Linked DNA regions of Homo sapiens: region 1 is linked to region 2. Evidence: read pairs that join two places in POLR2A ChIA-PET (ENCODE). Cell type or tissue: GM12878. All regions are shown on one strand. Each heading gives the region's core, and the rest is flanking DNA. Links, peaks and the distances in the headings are about the cores only. Region 1 overlaps LOC105373785 (a long non-coding RNA gene). Region 2 overlaps CALCRL-AS1 (CALCRL and TFPI antisense RNA 1).

Evidence for each region. ChIA-PET counts read pairs that join two places held together with the same protein. Peaks named below come from ENCODE experiments on the same cell type or tissue, not always from the same donor. Only the 100,000 strongest peaks of a DNase experiment are listed, where the experiment ranks them.
Region 1: POLR2A ChIA-PET joins it to region 2 with 5 read pairs; 1 of 35 experiments calls an interaction of 5 or more read pairs at or near these places.

Annotation. Positions count from the first base shown.
Region 1 is chr2:186,476,527-186,479,447 of GRCh38, reverse strand. All of the region lies in intron 1 of LOC105373785 (a long non-coding RNA gene), which reads left to right. Among named protein-coding and RNA genes, the nearest start is that of ZC3H15, 8.3 kb to the left of the region's middle. In GM12878, for the core only: no CTCF peak of the experiment used is centred there; a DNase peak (open chromatin) is centred at 1,477.
Region 2 is chr2:187,168,131-187,171,051 of GRCh38, reverse strand. The region is part of intron 1 of CALCRL-AS1 (CALCRL and TFPI antisense RNA 1); the gene reads right to left. Among named protein-coding and RNA genes, the nearest start is that of CALCRL-AS1, 170 kb to the right of the region's middle. In GM12878, for the core only: no CTCF peak of the experiment used is centred there; DNase peaks (open chromatin) are centred at 1,521 and 1,791; H3K27ac peaks cover 480 bases.

The sequences.
Region 1 (2,921 bases), core at 222-2,721, 690 kb after region 2:
TCCTGGAGGGGGCCAGCAATTGTCACTAGCAATTATATTTTCTGAATTAAATAATGGAAAACAGTCTGAAACATTTATTCATGTTCATACAAAGACAAAAGGACAAAACGTTTGAAACTGAATCAGTCCTAAAGTCATTCACAAAGTATAGGTTAACAAAGATATGCCATCAGTATATGGAAGATAATGTGGAACCATAGTAGATGAAATGACTTCCCACCTAGGGAAGTCAGAGAGAGCTTCGTGAAAGAGGTGCTATTTGAACTCTGGAAACAGGAGTTTCCCTAGCAGAGCAGAGAGTAGTGGGTATTGCGGGCAGAGGAAATAGCATGTGCAAATATGTGAATGTGTGCAAGTACATGTCATTTTCAGGGAATGACAATTATTTGGTGAAGGTTTGTTGAGACAGTGATGAGATGAAGCTAAAACATATTAGGATCAGATTTTAAAGGGCCTTATATATCATTTTAAAGAGCTTGGGCTCTTTAAACTGGTTATTGGTGAGCCATTCAAGGCTTTTATAGAGATATATGAGCTCACATCTATATTTTAGCCAAGATAAATATGACAAAAAGTAAATTAGAATGGGGAGAGACTAGACGTAGAGAAATCAGTTATTAGGCTACTGCAGTAGACTTGGAGAAGAATGATGACAGCCTGTACAAAGATGGTAATGATGATGAGAAGAAAATAAATAGAGAGTTATTTAGAAGGCATAAACAGTAGGGATAAATCCATATCAAAGGATATGAGAGGTAAGAAGGAGAAGTAGGAATTGAGGATGATTCATGTTTTCTAACGTGGGTAATTGGATTGAAGATATAAAGAGCCAAATTGGAGCAATGGGGAAGAAAAACAGAAGTTTAGTTTTGGACAGATTGTATTGGCTTTCTAGGTGGAGATGTAGGATAATTGGTAGTTGAAAATACAAATATGGGTTTGGGAAATGTATCGAGGCTAGAAACTGATTTTAGATTCCTCTATAATATAGATGACAATTGAAACAATGGGAATAGTTGAGATCACTCAGGGAGGGTGAATATGATGATAAGAGGGCAGAGGTAAGACCCTTAAGTAGCAGCAACATTCAGGAAATAAAATGTAGAAGTCTGTGGTAGTATAAAATACATTCATAAATTAATTGATACTCTTAAGAGGTGGAGCTTAATTCCCCTCTTTTTTAGTGTTGGGCTGGATTTAATGGCTTACTCCCAATAAATAAAATTAAAGCAGAAGTAACAGTGTATAATTTCTATGGCATAAAAAGTACTGTAGCTTTCTCTGTGTCTCTCTGGCTCACTCGCTCACTCTCTGACTCTTTCTGTCTCCCTCTCTCTCTTCCTCATTGTTTGATCTGGTGAAATCTATTTGTAATGTTGTGAAAACACTCAAGCAGCCTGTGAAGAGATCCATGTGGTGAGGAATAAAGGCTTCTTGCTAATAGCCAGTGAGGAACTGAGACATCTGTAAAAAGCTAGCGACAGACTAAGACCTTTACCAACAGCCACATGGGTGAACCATTGTGGAAATGAATCCTCTAGTCCCACTCAAGCCTTTAGATTACTGTAGCCCCAGTCAATATTTGACTGTAACCTCATGAGAGACTCTAAGCCAGAAGGGTGTTTTCCCTTTCCCGCAAGACATTTCTTTATTTTATTTTATTTTATTTATTTATTTTTTTATTATTATTATACTTCAAGTTTTAGGGTACATGTGCACAATGTGCAGGTTAGTTACATATGTATACATGTGCCATGCTGGTGTGCTGCACCCATTAACTCGTCATTTAGCATTAGGTATATCTCCTAATGCTATCCCTCCCCCCTCCCCCCACCCCACAACAGTCCCGAGAGTGTGATGTTCCCCTTCCTGTGGTCCATGTGTTCTCATTGTTCAATTCCCATCTATGAGTGAGAACATGCGGTGTTTGGTTTTTTGTCCTTGCGATAGTTTACTGAGAATGATGATTTCCAGTTTCATTCATGTCCCCACAAAGGACATGAACTCATCATTTTTTATGGCTGCATAGTATTCCATGGTGTATATGTGCCACATTTTCTTAATCCAGTCTATCATTGTTGGACATTTGGGTTGGTTCCAAGTCTTTGCTATTGTGAATAGTGCTGCAATAAACATACGTGTGCATGTGTCTTTATAGCAGTATGATTTATAGTCCTTTGGGTATATACCCAGTAATGGGATGGCTGGGTCAAATGGTATTTCTAGTTCTAGATCCCTGAGGAATCGCCACACTGTCTTCCACAATGGTTGAACTAGTTTACAGTCCCACCAACAGTGTAAAAGTGTTCCTATTTCTCCACATCCTCTCCAGCACCTGTTGTTTCCTGACTTTTTAATGATTGCCATTCTAACTGGTGTGAGATGGTATCTCATTGTGGTTTTGATTTGCATTTCTCTGATGGCCAGTGATGGTGAGCATTTTTTCATGTGTTTTTTGGCTGCATAAATGTCTTCTTTTGAGAAGTGTCTGTTCATGTCCTTTGCCCACTTTTTGATGGGGTTGTTTTTTTCTTGTAAATTTGTTTGAGTTCATTGTAGATTCCAGATATTAGCCCTTTGTCAGATGAGTAGGTTGTGAAAATTTTCTCCCATTTTGTAGGTTGCCTGTTCACTCTGATGGTAGTTTCTTTTGCTGTGCAGAAGCTCTTTAGTTTAATTAGATCCCATTTGTCAATTTTGGCTTTTGTTGCCATTGCTTTTTGTGTTTTAGACATGAAGTCCTTGCCCATGCCTATGTCCTGAATGGTAATGCCTAGGTTTTCTTCTAGGGTTTTTATGGTTTTAGGTCTAACATTTAAGTCTTTAATCCATCTTGAATTAATTTTTGTATAAGGTGTGAGGAAGGGATCCAGTTTCAGCTTTCTACATATGGCTAGCCAGTTCTCCCAGCACCATTTATT
Region 2 (2,921 bases), core at 246-2,745:
ATGACTGGCTAATTTTTGTATTTTTAGTAGAGATGGGGTTTCACCATGTTGGCCAGGCTGGTCTCAAACTCCTGACCTCAGGCGATCCGCCTGCCTTGGCATCCCAAAGTGCTGAGATTACAGGCTTGAGCCACCATGCCAGGCCATCATTCATATTCTAATAGCAGTTAGATGTGCCTTTTCAGAGTGAGGAAATGATAGGGACAGGAGGCAGGGAAATTCTGGTCAGAAGATGTCAGGTCCCTGGTGAGGGCCCCACCCTCAAGCTGAAAAGCCCGATGCCATGGCCCAAAGTGAGAAATTACATCCCTGTTTTTGCACTTGAATGTTGCCTTTTCCAAAACCATCCATGGCCCACCTCGCCCCCATCTTTTGCCCCTCCCCGCAAAAAACCCAGGCTTAGCTAGCAGAGAGAGGAGAAGCAGCTGGAAGTCAGTGACTACAGCTGGACGTTGGAGAGAAGTGGCTTGACTTCAGGGGGACAGCTTGACAGTGTAGCTTCAGAGAGGAGTCTAGCTGGGGATGGCCAGACTTCAAGGGAAGATTACCTCTCCACTCCATCTCCTTTTCAGCTCCCCTTCCTGCTAAGAACCACTTTCATTGGAAATAAAATCCCCCACATTTACCATCTCCAATTTATTTGTGCAACCTTATTCCTCCTGGATGCTGGACAAGAATTTGGGTGCCATGAATGCAGGTGCAAAAGGCTGTCACACTGATGCTCCACTGAGCTGTTAACACTTAAGCCATCCATGGACAGCAGACCTAAAACAGTACTGTAACACTTCTGGGGCTTCAGGGGTCATGGGCACCCCCACCTCCAGATGCTGCCATGGGGCTGCTACAGAGTTTGCCCTTGCTGGCACCCAAAAGCACTCGCCCCAGCTCTTGTACCCACACACCTGTGTGCTCCCCTTCCCATGAGGGGTGGAGCACAGCAGGTCTGAGTGAGTAGAGTTCACCCCTGCCAGTGCCAAATCAGCTGGCTAGTTCAAGTACCCGTGCATTCCAGTTCCCGCCAGAGTGAAGTGTTCAGGGAAATATCCTGCTTCACCCTGGCCACATAACCCAAGCCTCATAACCACCCTTTACACACTAAATCCACTGTAGATGTTTGGCTATTGATTTACTTCAGAACTATTATTTTATTTAACAAATTTCACTGGCACATTTTTTTCTTCAAATGAGAATTATAGCAGGGATTTCTTGAATTAAAAGCAAATAATTTTCAAGCAAAATTTTAAGAACTATGAAAAATAAATCACTTGCAGACATATTGAAACCATAACTAAAAAATCTTGTAAAGTTTTTGTCTGGTTTAGGGTTTTCCTGGAAGAAACTTCTGAGGGATATTTTACTAGAATGAACAATTTTGTTTACTTTGAACACGTAAAGTAATTTTATCCTGACAGGACATATAGTTTCATGTAAAGAAAAGAAAAATAACGATATGTGTAAGGGAGAGAAGCTCAAGATCAAATGTTGATTGTAGACTGTCAAACCCTCACTAGTGAGGCCTCTGGGGCCAGCTTCACACTGAGGGTTCCTAGAGAGGCAGCTGGTGTGTTAATGGAAGAAGTTAAAAAAAAACAAGTGTTTGCTTTTCTTTTCAGTTACATAAGCCTCAACAGACAATTCTCATCAATTCCTCAATTTTTATCTGAATTCTTTATTTTAATTTTTTGATAATAAAAGGTTTTCCTTTGTTTGCTTTGTTGCCTAGGAGATAGGTGACAAAAGAGGAAATGAAACAAATGAAGGCTGTGGAGAAAAGAGAACAGTGCTAATTTTTTTTTTCCTGTTAATTCGAAAACCTAAAAATACATGACTGAAAAAAAAAGAAAGTTGAAGGGAATGTCAAATTATTATTTTGAGGATGTAGCAACAAGAAGAGATCTGGGTAAAATTAGGTAATATGAATTACTGAATACATATTCCTATTCTAACCTCTGATAAGTTGTAGAGATTTTATCCTGGCAATTTTTTCAAACTATTATTTCTAATATCTAAACATGCATTATAGTTATGTATATTTGACTGTTAAAATTATCTAGCAATATACTGACAACTGAAAGTCTAGAATCTGACTAGAAAGAGAAGTTTTATAGCTATTGTGAGTCAGTCGGTTTGCACACAATTCTTTCACTCTGTGAAGATTGTTATCAACATTTTAAAAATGAGAAAATTGAGGCTTAAAGACATAAAAATAACATTGGTGGAGTCTGCATTTGAGAGGCAATGTTAACCTAGTAGTAAGTAAGGAGTACTCTTTAGGGCTAAGACAGGCCTATGACATAATGACATAATCCTGATTCTCTTCCTTACTACCTGAATGACTGATGCTGTGATGCTGGATAATTGACTTAATCTCTCTAAACCTGTTCCCTGCCTTATAATCAGGTGTTATGAAACCTACCTTGAGTTATTCTAAGGATACAAGGTAATGCTAGCACAGTGATCATAAATATTTATTGCTCAAAAATAGCTGTTATTGCTATACTATTATTGTTATTATCTCTCGGTCTGTCTGAGCCCAGTGTTCTTCCCTTACCACTCTGACATTCAAATTGAGTTCCAGAATTTATAGTTTGATATTTAGATTTCTATACTCTACTAGCTTACCATGAGATAAACTTGCTTCCTGAAGGAACAGTAGGTAAAAGCCTCTTTGATCATTCATTGTTCAGAGGTAAATCTCATTACCCTGGTCTGCAGTAAGAATAGGAAAAAAATGGTACTCTCATTTCAACTTATGACCATGGTAACTATCAGAGCTGGTTCTGGGTAAAATTGTGAAGAAAAAAAAAAAAGCTTTGTAAACTTTTCCCTTGTTGTCTGACATTATTCCCTTTAACTCTTAGTGTTATCTGCAGTTATATTTAACCTGCAGCTATATTTTCTAAAAGCCCTTATATTCCTTT